Regions from separate parts of the Homo sapiens genome. Here region 1 is linked to region 2. A link is an interaction called in ENCODE POLR2A ChIA-PET data of the cell type or tissue named here. Cell type or tissue: endothelial cell of umbilical vein. All regions are shown on one strand. Each heading gives the region's core, and the rest is flanking DNA. Links, peaks and the distances in the headings are about the cores only. Region 1 overlaps DIAPH2 (diaphanous related formin 2). Region 2 holds the start of DIAPH2-AS1 (DIAPH2 antisense RNA 1).

Region 1 (6,686 bases), core at 1,206-5,205, 100 kb before region 2:
ATAGTTATACCTACCTCATGGGTTATTATGAGGATTAAATGAGTTAATACTTTCTAAGCACCTAAAATGGTCCCTAGCACAAAATGTTGCAGAACTCTTCCTTAGTTCAGCTAAAGACAGAGTTCTTTGTCCCACAGCCACAAAAATTCAGGCCCGCAGACAATTTGAATGGTGAACAAGCAGGGTTTTATTTGGTGAAAAGGAAGAAAAGGGGGAAACATCCTGCTAGAGCAGGATGTTAGAATCCCAACTTCCACACAGGAAAAGGAGGGGCCAGGCTCCTCCCCAGTGTAAACTTAACGAGGCTCCACCTTAGTGGGCAGGCTGTTTGGAGTTTCTCCAGGGACCCCCTCCCACCTGACTGTCTCAATAATAAATACTTTGTATGTACTAGCTCGTTATTATTACTGCTATTATTATTTTTATTAGTTAGAGTTTAAAGAAAAAGCAGCAGTAAAAAAGGAGAGACTGAAGTTGCCAATAAGGAAGGGAATACATGTATTTCAATAAATGCCTTAATAAATAAATAAATCTTCAGGAGGAGAGAAAAGGAGAGTTGTCTCGCCACAAAGATGAGCAGAATAGAAAACAGTTGATTTCTAGGCGAAGGCAGATGATTAAACTCCTGGGAGATAGATTCATTTTTACAAGGTAGAAATCAAGCTAATCCTTTAGAAATGAAGAAAGGAAGGTAGAATTGGAAGCCTGTGGAGGCAGGGGAGGTCTGGGGACACTTGGGGAGTCAAACCACAGAGCACGCACTAGACATAGCCAAGTTGTGTTTTGTCAATGCTTGATCATGGCTGAATTCCTTGTGGCTAAAAAAAATTATGCCTGGTGGAGGGGATAGCTCAGCAGCCTAGTGACAGCAACAAGTTCAGACATGGTTGAATGGGATGGTTATGATGGTAAGTAGAAGTGAAGGAGCGTGGAACAAGGAATCAGGAGACTTGGATTCATTTTTTAACTTTAGTATATCAACTAGCTTGTATGACCTCGAATAGTTCGCTTGACCTTTGGATCTCAGTTAATTCACTTGTGAAATAAGAGAGCTACATCAGTTTATCTCTAACATTACTTCTAATTCCAGAATGTATGACCCTACAGGGCCGATTCTAGCATCTAGCTGCACCAGAAAGGAGTCAATTGAAATGGCAAGAGTTAAGAAAGTAATGGGAAGGCCCAGGGAGGTTGGGATGCAGGTTCAATAAAAGTGAAGGTAGATGAGGGAACTCGTGTCAGTCTCTCAGTCTTTCTGCCTTTAAGATTTTTCTTTTCTGCACTCAAAATTCTAAGACTAGTTTGTCTTTTTTTTTTTTTTGTAGCAAATATCATTATGGCTATTGTGAATTTAATAGGCTATGTTTGACACACACAAGAGTAAATGTTATTTTAGTTTTACATATCTAAAATGTTCATTAACACATCAGAAATAAACAGTTCACTTGTAGGGAGTTATTTTTTTTCTTTTAAACAGAACATAACAAAAGAGTATTTTATGCTTTCCCGTGCCCATAATAACATTACATTTTGGAGTAGCTAACTAGGTTGCTTGAACACGCTGTTACAGAACTGGTTAATCCATAATTCAGCAGGTTCTTGGCTTCCAAGTTGCCTTATTGACAAGCCTGAAGAAAGTGGATGGAACTAATTAGCACTCAGCATTATAAAATAGGAAGAATTAGATAAAGCAGCTTCAATATTAAACTCAGACCCCTATGAAGATATTCCCTTTAGTTATGGGGATTTTGAAATGATGGACAGGCTAAACCAAAACTCATAATCCTATTACAGTCTCCTACACCCACCTAATAAGCTTCAAGAGCCGTTTCCTTGGAGTCTGGGATATTGCCATCTTCCTCTAGGCTTTTCTGTATATAGCTTATAAATTCTTTACTTGTTTCCACTAAATACTTTGTTATTTAAAATAGCATAAAAGAGAGTATATAAGTATATATACATATTGAGGTATTTTGACTGTAATAATACCCTTGGCCTGTAGGGAACTTCAAATTATTAATAATTTCAGAGGAAAGCTTTTTAAGAAAAAAGCTCCAGGCTTAGCTGTAATGAGGCATTTGAAAAGGAGGAGGGGTTATGTTTATGTGCGTAATGAAAATATTGAACCCTTTGGGATGTTATGAACCATGGTGCACTAATAAATGATCTTCCCATTTCAGTGTTCCAGCAGACATCTTTGTACCCCTGATGTACTCTTGCAAAATGCCTATAGCTCACATATCCTTTTAAATATTTCTATCTCCTAACATTCGTTACTGTGGGTGGGGGTGCAACAGGATAAATCTGATGGAGAAAGGAGGACAATACAAGAAGCAGACAAAGTTGGTGGTTTAGAATAATGAGCCCATTTTCAGCTGAGCTGTGTAGTTCATATGAATTAATTAACCCCTTACAAACATTTGTCTGACAATCCAAATTCTCATTCAGTTCAATGGGTTTTATAATTATCATTTAACTAAATAGCACTAAGAACTGTTTATATCCTGACATTAAGGAAGCTTTGTCGAATTCTTTTTCTGTAAATCATCTGAAGTTGTTTACAATTTGCAGTAGTCTTGGTTTGTGCTCAGGTTGCTGTTTTGCTGCTTTAAAAAATATTTTCAGGGTGCTAATTATAGAATATGCTCTAGAGTTTGGTTAGCTTTGTAAGAGTAGAAGACCTTTGTAAAGAACGTTTTCACATTTTAATTGGAAGAATGTAGGCTTAAGCTATTATCTGTCATGTTAAACAAAAGGAATCCGATGATGCTCAATGGATATAGAATGATTAATTACTCATTCTTAAGACCTGTGCCATTTAGTTCCTGGTGATAAGATGGTGATAAAGCACTTTTTACCCAGAAAGAGAGAAATGAGAGTATTGTGATGACCATGCTGCAACAGAGTGTGAGAACACTTAAAAAAAAAAAAAGTTTGAAATGAGAAGCATCTGGGACCTCCCTTCTATGCTGTTGTGTATGTAATTGCTTTTAATTTTGTACAAAAAGTTAAGGTACTATTAATAAGCATTTTACTTCATTGAGTGTCTTCTGATTACAAGGAACAAAAAGCTATTTAAACTGGGTGTTCATTGAACAGATACAGAGAGGCTCAAGGGAATTCAGGGCAGGATGTATTATACACCTAGACCTAGAGCCCTGGAAATGGGATCTTTGCTCTCCTTTCAAGGTGGCTCTGTGGTCCTTCACATCATGAGTTCATGGGCCTTTAATCTAGTGCTTGAAACGAGACTTCACTTATCCTCATCTAACTGCTCCTTCTACCTCCTGACAAAGATTCTTGGGTCCCAATTCTATGTTCCTGTGACAGGAATGTTATCTGAATCCTTTTTTTTTTTTTTTTGCACCAGGCCCCAAGTCTTTGACAAGCCTAGGATGGTTCCCCTGTAGGTCGGGGTCCTTCCCTGATTCAATCAGCTATTACCATTTTATTTATTTGTTTATTTTTATTATTATTTTTTTGAGACTGAGTCTCACTCTGTCACCAAGCTGGAGTGCAATGAGGTGATCTCGGCTCACTGCAACCTCTGCCTCCCGGGTTCAAGCGATTCTCCTGCCTCAGCCCCCCAAGTAGCTGGGACTATAGGCACACACTACCACACCTGGCTAATTTTTGTATTTTTAGTAGAGACAGGGTTTCACCATGTTGGCCAGGCTGATCTTGAACTCCTGACCTCAGGTGATCTGCCCACCTCAGCCTCCCAAATGCTGGGATTATGCTCCCGGCCTCTACTATTTGTATTATATAATAACAAATTTAATCCTCACAAAAATCCTATTAGGTTAAGTACTATTACTATATTCCCTTTTATAGTGGGGGAAACTGAGGCAAGGAGAGGTTAAGTAACATTTCCAAGGTTATGTAACTCCAGGGTCTGTGATGAGTTAGGAGATCTGGTTTCTAATGCTTGACCCATCACTGTGCGAATGACTTGAAGTGAATCACTTAATCTCCCTGGGCATTCAGCCATTCCATGAACAGTTTAAAAATTGTTTTTCTAATTTTTTTTATTGACAAACTAAAGGGAGGAATCAGGTCCACTGCCACATTGTCATAGGCACTGCTTGGTTGTATGGAACAGAAATCTACATAAGGTAGCTTGAGTGAAGGGGTATTTATTTAAGGATGTGATAAGCAACCTTGTGGACATCCAAGGATAGGAAACAACAGTGAGACCACAGAGTGTCTTAGGCTGGAACCAAAATGGAAAAGTTAGAAATATAAGTTGCTCTCAGGCCGGGGGTGGTGGCTCATGCCTGTAATCCCAGCACTTTGGGAGGCCGAGGCGGGCAGATCACAAGGTCAGATCGAGACCATCCTGGCTAACACGGTGAAACCCCATCTCTACTAAAAAAAAAAAAAAAAAAAAAAAAAAAAAATTAGCCGGGCATGGTGGCACACACCTGTAGTCCCAGCTAATCAGGAGGCTGAGGCAGGAGAATGGCATGAACCCAGGAGGCGGAGCTTGCAGTGAGCCCAGATCGCGCCATTGGTTTCCTTTGTTTGAACATGACTGCCACAACTATGATACAGTATGTTGCTTACTTCAAGTGCCTATCTTTATGTGACATGGGTCTCTCCAAGTTCAGATTCTTGTGACAGAATCTGACTGATCCAGCTAGCCTGTGAATTTGTTTCCCTTAAGTCAGGTGTTCATTCTGTGGCCAATCAGCCAGAGCAGAGATAAGATCACATGGTGATAGGACTGTCACCTTTTCCAGGCACTTGATGAAAGAGCAGATTCTCTGAGAAGGGTATGGGAAGGGCTGGCAAATAGACTGATGTTTGCTACACCCATAATCCTAGCACTCTAACACAATTTTAAAGCATATTGTGTATTTCTCCATAGATCATCATTTTGGCTACATAAATATATATATATGTATGTTTTTGTTGTTGTTGTTTTGTTTTGTTTTTGAGACGGAGTTTTGCTGTTGTTGCCCAGGCTGGAGTGCAATGGCACAATCTTGGCTCACTGCAACATCTGCCTTCTGGGTTCAAGCAATTCTCCTGCCTCAGCCTCCCAAGTGCTGGAATTACAGGCATGCACCACCACGCCTGGCTAATTTTGTATTTTTAGTAGAGACAGGGTTTCTCCATTTTGGTCAGGCTGGTCTCGAACTCCTGACCTCAGGTGATCTACCCTCCTCGGCCTCCCAAAGTGCTGGGATTACAGGCATGAGCCACCGCGCCCGGCCATGGCTACATAAATATTTTTTAAGCACTTCACTGTATACCAGGGACTTTACTAGGACTACACTAGCTTCAGGCCCTCCATTTCCTAATTTGTAAAATGAACTATCCTGTCTTGCTTTAGAATTCACCCACACACACACACACACACACGTTTATGCGTTTATCTATATTATACTGAATACAATTGTCCTTTCATATCCGTAGATTCTACATTCATGGATTCAATGAAAGGCATATCGAAAATATTTTTAAAAATGACATCTGTACTAAACATGCACAGACTTTTTTCATGTCCCCTAAACAATACAGTATAACAACTTTTACATAGCATTAACATTTTATTAGGTATTTTAAGTTGTCAAGAGATGATTTTAAGTATACGGGAGGATGTACATAGGTGATATGCAAATACTATGCCATCTTATATAAGGAACTTGAGCATCTGCTAATTTTCTGGTTTCTGAAGGAAGTTCTGTAACCAATTCCTCATGGATACCTAGGGATGATGGTATATTGCCTTTGTTACCAAACCAACCGGAATTTTGTTTGTTTGTTTGTTTTGAGGTGAAGTTTTGCTCTTGTTGCCCAGGCTGGGGTGCAATGGTGCAATCTCGGCTCACTGCAACCTCCAACTCCTGGGTTCAAACGATTTTCCTGCCTCAGCCTCCCAAGTAGCTGGGATTACAGGCATTCACCATCACACCTGGCTAATTTTGTATTTTTAGTAGATATGGGGTTTCACCATGTTGGTCAGGCTGGTCTCGAACTCCTGACCTCAGGTGATCCACCCACCTCAGCCTCCCAAAGTGCTGGGATTACAAGCATGAGCCACCACGCTTGGTCCCAGCCAGAATTTATTTATCCAAATGAATGTTGTGCAGTACCCTGAATTTGAGCTAGAGAAGAAATTCAGTATAATTTCTTCAGTTACATCTAGTGTTTAACCAAACTTTAGTATTACCCAGGTTACTTATTGATTTGGCTCTGAAATATTTGTTTTGTAAAACAAATCTATTAAAAGTCAAAGACTTGCTGTCATCAAAACTATTTAAAAGGCTGTGAGGCCTACTGTAAAGATATCCCAAAGAAGGACTTCACAAATGTTTTTTGCCAATGATAGAATCATTCCTTAATTCTGTAGCTCCTAAAGTAACTACCTTGAAGAGCACGGATCTTACCAACATATGTAGGTTGTTTAAAAAATCATTCATATTATGTACAGAATCAAAGATTTAAAAAAGTATACAAGATACAAATACCCAGTTAAATCTATAGTTAGGCATTTGAGACTTAAAAAACAATTTGGTGGGACTCTTTACTGAAGTATTAAAAAACAGAATTCTATCTCACATCTATTTCACCTACTGTGACCCAGTATCTAAATATGTCAGTATACTTCTCTTCTTATGCTCACATAGGAAAAAATTGGATTGAAATGCTTAGGACACACTGGAAACTAGATGAATTTA
Region 2 (6,686 bases), core at 1,135-5,134:
CTGAGTAGCTGGGATTACAGGCACCCGCTACCAGGCCCAGCTAGTTTTTGTATTTTTAGTAGAGACGAGGTTTCGCCATGTTGGCCAGGCTGGTCTTCAACTCCTGACCTCAGGTGATCCGCCTGCCTCGGCCTCCCAAAGTGCTGGGATTATAGGCGTGAGCCACCGTGCCCAGCCCAAATGTGTCATTTTAGATTTCACTTTCTTCTTGAGACCATGATGATGCCACATGAGAAATCCTTAAGTCCAGCTCCAATTATACTGCATATCCTAGAATGGACCATTACATTAACAAGAATTTTCATATGCTAACCATGACATGTACTTCATATCATGAATGTAGATGGCTAATTTTCACACATTACCATGCATTTCAGCATTCCCTAGAGTTATCTGAAGCATCTGGGGGGAAGGGGGAGAGAACCTTTAAGTTTTCTGCTTCTGAGACTATTTTGTTGTTATTGGATATCGCTTTGACCCCCTTCTTTTAGTGCTTATCACTAGGCATCTGCCGTATTTAATGATGTGTGTCATTTCATTTAGTATCACTGACTTGGATCAATTCCTCTTCCAGGTTTCTGTACTGTCTTGATACATGTATTTGTTTTGCTTTGAAAGAAAAATCAACAATTGAATTGCCAGTGATAGACATATGAGTAGGACCATTCTTAATGGATATGTAGAGATAATTTCTCTTCCTTTAATGTCTGTGAATTATCATCCACTGTGATGCATTTAAAAATGCAACTCAACAACAGTAGTCTACTGACAAACAGGTGACTGCTGCCTGTGATGTGTTTTCAGTTGTTGGCTTTTCTAAGTAGTTACTTGTCAGAGAGAAAGGAAAAAGGATGAAAATATCCATTTTGACACCTCTTGAAATGTGTTTGTTGACTGTCTCTCTTTTAAATCGCCCTGTACCTATTTGGCATCACTAATCACAATGCTAAGTGACTTTTTACTTTACTAGGCATTAAACTTGTGCTGCTTAACCTTTGAGCATCAAACAGGCCTTTCCCCAGCACCCTGCTGTATCTTTAGTACAAAACTCCTGAATCATTATCCATCTTGAGGATCTGCCTTGCCTTAGAGGTACTCTGACATTTGCTAAGACTTCCCATTGGACCTTGCAGACATTTCCAGATCATGACAGTGTCATTTGATATTTTGGTTTTAAACATCATCAGAGTGGCTTGTGCTGAAGAACCAGAACTAGAAAGAAAATGTAAAATGAAAAGAAGGCTATTGCCTCTGTGCTGATTGTTAAGATGGCATTGGAAACATTTTTGTTTTTACTATGGATATAGTCATAAAACCATGAATATTTTTCAAAGGATCACAGTATGAAATACAGAGCCAACGGTAGAATATATTAAATTAGCCCATTTGAAAGAGGGTCTATCTGTAAATAAACCTTGCAGTTAAGAAAGCCAATTATGATAAAACTGTATAGTTACCTGGTAAACTACTGTTTATAAACTACTTTAATTTTACAATATCTTATTTGAACCTTACAAGAAATGTGTGAACATAGTAAGGTAGGGTTACTCTCCTCATTTTGCAGGTGAGGAGACTGAGAATTAGAAAGGACATGTGATGGCCGGGCGCGGTGGCTCATGCCTGTAATCCCAGCACTTTGGTAGGCGGAGGCAGGCGGATCACCTGAGGTCAGGAGTTCAAGACCAGCCTGGCCAATATGGTGAAACCCCATCTCTACTAAAAATACAAAAAAAAAAAAAAATTAGCTGGGCATGGTGGCGTGCGCCTGTAGTCCCAGCTACTCGGGAGGCTGAGGCAGAAGAATCACTTGAACCTGGGAGGCGGAGGTTGCAGTGAACCGAGATCGCGCCACTGCATTCCAGCTGAGTCAAGATCCCGCCACTGCACTCCAGCCTGGGTGACAGAGCAAGACTCCCTCTCAAAAAAAAAATTAAGAAAGGCCATGTGACTTACTCCTAATTTCCTGGCTTGCATGAGGCTGAGCCAGAATTTGAGCCTAAAGCTTCTCTGAGTCCAAATTTGGTGTTCTCTCCACTATATCGTGCTGCTTCTACTTATGGGATTGGGAAATATTCGGGAATTTTAATTGACAAAAGTGAACTGTGTTCAGGACAGAACTTAAAACTAAGGTAGATATTAAGGGAACACCCTATAGTTCAATGGGTGTTTTTCTAGGCTATAGATGAGGAGAATGCCAAGGTTATTACCTACTCCAACACCACCACTTTGTGGTACAAATTAACAAAGATACCCCCCAAATCTATGTATGGTTGGCTTGCACAAATTAACTTTGTATTTGGCAAAAATAAAAAGCCCTCAGGATAATATTTCCCTTATGTAGTAAAATAGCTATAATAGAATTTCACAATCTTTGTTATTTTCTGTTGAAATGTCCACAGGAAAATTAGAATTCTGCTAATTGATTTTTTTTCTGTATTTATAATAAGCCCTCATACAATTGAAGCATATCTGAGAAAACTAGAAATCTATTTTATTTATCTTGTAATCTGAAAAGGGAGTGTTATAAAAATTAATAAGGTTTCCTAGAGTAGGAAATAAAAATTTTAAAAATGAAGTAATGATAAACATTAGGCTCTTTAAATATATACGAGGCATATAGAATTACAAATCAACCTGGAGAGACCAATTGGAGGGAATGATGACAATGAAAGTAGATGCATTTTAGGATGTTTGGCAGATTAATCCTTCAGTTTTATCCCTTCAGAGGTATGAGAGGTCAGTAGCATGTCTAAATGTAGGCTTATGTTATTTACTTTTCATCATCACTGTGAGGAAGGGTGAATTTTTTAATAAAAAGAAAAAAACTATCATAGCATGGAGCTTGCTTTTTTTAATTGGCAGATAATTTTACACTTAATATTTCTCTCTCAGCTCCATACGTTATCAGTTTAATTACTCTGAGGCCTCAATAAAAAAATTAAGGAAACTAAAGTAGGAGAGTTTGCAGTTTACACTCAGCTGTTCTGAGTTCACTGAAAGTGAAATGCCAAGCTGCCAGGGATCTACTGCATGAAGCTCTCGTGAGGCTCCTGAGTGGGCCGAGAAGTGGCAGATGAGCTTCGTGTGGATACGGTAAAGCATTTAGTGAAAAATGAAAGTGAAAGAAGCTAGGCTGCATTCACAGGCTGGCAGGCTTTGCCTTCTCAGTTTCAAACTTGAAAAAGGGATCTAGGAGTGACTGGTAACCATTCTGTGAAAAAAAAAAAATTAGCTCAGGAAGGTGTTGTAATCACAATGGTCCACACTCTGCAGATCAGTCTCAGGAAAGAGATTGGCATCCTAACAGAAGACATTCTACTTCCTTAGTACAAGATTAGGGTCCTCCAGACAGGATGAATTATTGCAAGTAATTCTGATTGCTGCTTCTGTTTAAAAACAGGCTGCTGCATCAGGCTAGAGAAGGCCCTTTGTAATGAAGTAAAAATGGGTGAAAATTCCCTGTTATGAAAGACCAAAACAATTAGTGCTCTTCTCTTGGAAAATATAATAGTTGAGTGAGAAGCTTCAAAGAGCTGCCTGGCCCTTCCACTCCTTTTGCCATGTGAGGACACAATGTTCATCCATTCTACAGTGTAAGGATGCAGAGGCTATGCTCAGTGTTTTTGAAATCAAGAAATCATAAACATTTGGATAGGATAAATGCAAACCTATTTACCAAACCCAAGCATGTTGAAACCTTAATCTGTTCAGGCTGCTCTACCTGAGACTGGGTAATTTGTAAACGACAGAAATTTATTGCTTACATTTCTAGAGGCTGGGAAGTCCAGGATCAAGGTGCTGTCAGATTTAATGTCTGATGAGTGTTTGCTCTCTGCTTCCAAGATGACACTTCTTGCTGTATCCTCACATTGTGAAATGGACAAACGCTGTGTTCTCGCATAGCAGAAGGAGTAGAAGGGCCAGGGAGCTCTCTAAGGCCTCTTTTGTAAGGGCATTAATCCCATTCATGAGGATAGAACCCTTATGACTTAATCACTTCTCCAAAGGTCCCACCTCTTAATACAGCTACAGTAAGAATTAAGTTTCAACATAAATTTTAGAGGACTACAAACACTCAAACCATAGTAAAGGGTATCTTTGAAGCATTGCAGAAACAAATGGGGAAAGGGAAGTACCATACATGACTCACAGAACAACTTATCCTGGAAGTTCTAAAGAAATAGCATGTTTAAAAAGTGAAGTGATTCAGGTCAACTCATGCACTATAGATACATGGTTGCTTTGTAAGAGAAACCAAGGAGGAAAAGCCATCCTTTCTACAAAGCATCCCTTGGTGACTCCCACCAAAAATAGAATCACAAGGCTAAATTGATCATGAATTTGGTATTCTTCATGGCTTTAGTTTTAAAAATATTTTTAAAGTATTAAAAGGATTAGTATTGAAGATAGTAATACTGGTAATGGTTTGCAAAGCTTCTTGTTCTTGTCCTACTTTGGACTCCACCTGCATTTACACAAAGTACCTTCCTGTCAAAGTCATGGACCTAGAAATCCAGGCTTAGTGCTTGTGGATGCCATCTGGTATGGGGGTCAGCTTACGGACTTTGAAACTCCACAGATGTCCACCACTTATTAACTACATGATCTTATGCAAGCTTTTTAATTTCTTGGAGGCTTACTCTTCTCATTTGTAAAATGGTTTTATAATACCTATCATACGGGATCCTTTTAAGAATGATTGACGCAATATATGCAAGTCACTTAACACAGTGCATGGTATCCACTAAATGCTAAGTAAACAGCAGCTCTTACTATTGTTGTGAGCTAAGTGAGCTATTTATACAACCCTGGATTCAAAAAGTTGTAATAAATATGGTGGATAAGGTGAGCCCACATTTTCCTAATAAAACTTTAAAAAAGTTTTATGACCATTTTGAGTGTAGCTGGACTTTTAGAAATGTAGACGAAACAGTGAAATGTGTAGTTATGAAATTTAATTTGTTTAGTTATACAGATATATTCAAATTGTAGATGATGCAGAATAATCTCTTCAGGTATGATACTTTGCTTTTCCTCCCCACTATCTCATTTTGTAAAACAATTCTATTGAAACTTCACGCGTATCTCTGACATTGGTGTTTCTAGAAGCACTGGAGCTAATTTTTGTGTCATCTAACAGTTTTCCAGAGCATATTACATTCATGTCCACCTAAGTTTTTAGAGATACAACACTTTAATCTGTGTATCAGAGTATCAATGTCAGGCTTTTTCCGCAAGCCACAAATACTCATTTGCATACCACTAGGTCCATTGGCTTTTCCATTCATCTTGCATGTGTATATTGGTGATCTTCGTTAGGTATTTACTGCAGGGAAATCTTAAGTAATCTTTCAAAGGCTTGTTTACAATGATCTCCAACACTTAGTACTATGACGTCACACCCTGTAAACAATTAATAGGTCTGTGTTAAATTTCATTATCTTAACTGCCTTCCCCAATTTTGTACGTTTACATCATAAGCATCTAAAACCCATATTAAGTTGTTCCAGACTAATGCGTGTTTTCCAGAGAGTACATTATTAAGAATAATTTGGAAAATGTCCCTTGGAATTAAGCACTTGAATGTAAGACATCTTCCTCTTTTTTTCTGCGAGATAACTTGTAGGGAGCAACGGGAAGGTATGCTTTATATTTGTGAGGATAGGAATAGAGATTTTCTTGAAATATTTATCCAATTATATGACTTTAAAATCATGCAAGTTTCTTATTTTTATTCATCGTATATATGTATTAAATGCCAGGATGATCCAAACACATAGAAGGTGAAGTTCCTGCCATTATAGGAATTTTTGGACCTTAGAGAATATCCAATTCCAGAACAATGCATGGAATACTTTGTGGAAAGCATTTGCAGAGAGAAAGCTGTGAGTTGCAGCCCTTGTCCTCAACAACTGACAGCAAATTTGTCAACAAATTTAATTATGTTTATATCAGGCAGAATGTGTTTGAAGGGCCTGCACACGTTTCACATAGGGAAAAGAAAGAGGTGAAGAGAGAAATGTTACATGTAAAAAATTTTACATAGTAAATCATCACATGGAAAAACACATTTTTCACTGGCAAGTAAAGAAATACAACAACAAAGTAACAGGTAGCGACATATATGTATTGTGATGGCTAAGCACTAAGTGAGGTGTTGGAGAAGCTGTAGAGAAACAGGTACAATTTCAAGGTGGTGCCGTTAGGTGACAATTCATGGAAATGTATACATAAAACAATGTTAAGTGAAAGAATTAGATCACAAAAGAGTATATAAACGCTGATTATATCTATAATAATGTGTGTATGTTGACATCTATTGAAAGAGGATTTGAAAGAATGTAAGTTTAATGTTGATTTGAATTTTCTCTCTGTAACAGTGATTTAAATGCATACTAATTTGAAAAGAATACAATGAAAAATGACTCCCCATCACACCCCTAAAACACATAATAACTACACACATCTTGGTAAATAGATTGTGGTAGAATATGATGTTCATTGTTTGTGATGTTGCAACATTATCTATAAATCAAGGACTTAATTGAAGTTGTACTTCCCTTCTTTATCTACTGTAAGTCTGATGAAGCATTTTTTGATCACTGTTTATTATAGTAATGAGAAAAGAATAAATCTTTTCCTTATAAATCCTGACAATCTGCATTTTAAATCCTTGCACAACCTGA

What was found. Peaks named below come from ENCODE experiments on the same cell type or tissue, not always from the same donor. Only the 100,000 strongest peaks of a DNase experiment are listed, where the experiment ranks them.
Region 1: POLR2A ChIA-PET joins it to region 2 with 6 read pairs; 2 of 35 experiments call an interaction of 5 or more read pairs at or near these places.

What each region holds. Positions count from the first base shown.
Region 1 is chrX:97,459,928-97,466,613 of GRCh38, forward strand. All of the region lies in intron 26 of DIAPH2 (diaphanous related formin 2), which reads left to right. Among named protein-coding and RNA genes, the nearest start is that of DIAPH2-AS1, 100 kb to the right of the region's middle. In endothelial cell of umbilical vein, for the core only: no CTCF peak of the experiment used is centred there; no DNase peak of the experiment used is centred there.
Region 2 is chrX:97,560,616-97,567,301 of GRCh38, forward strand. All of the region lies in intron 26 of DIAPH2 (diaphanous related formin 2), which reads left to right. DIAPH2-AS1 (DIAPH2 antisense RNA 1) reads right to left here and starts at 3,920. Exons shown (of 3, transcript NR_125391.1): 1 at 3,765-3,920. RefSeq lists an enhancer at 2,942-3,231. In endothelial cell of umbilical vein, for the core only: no CTCF peak of the experiment used is centred there; a DNase peak (open chromatin) is centred at 3,206; H3K27ac peaks cover 1,166 bases.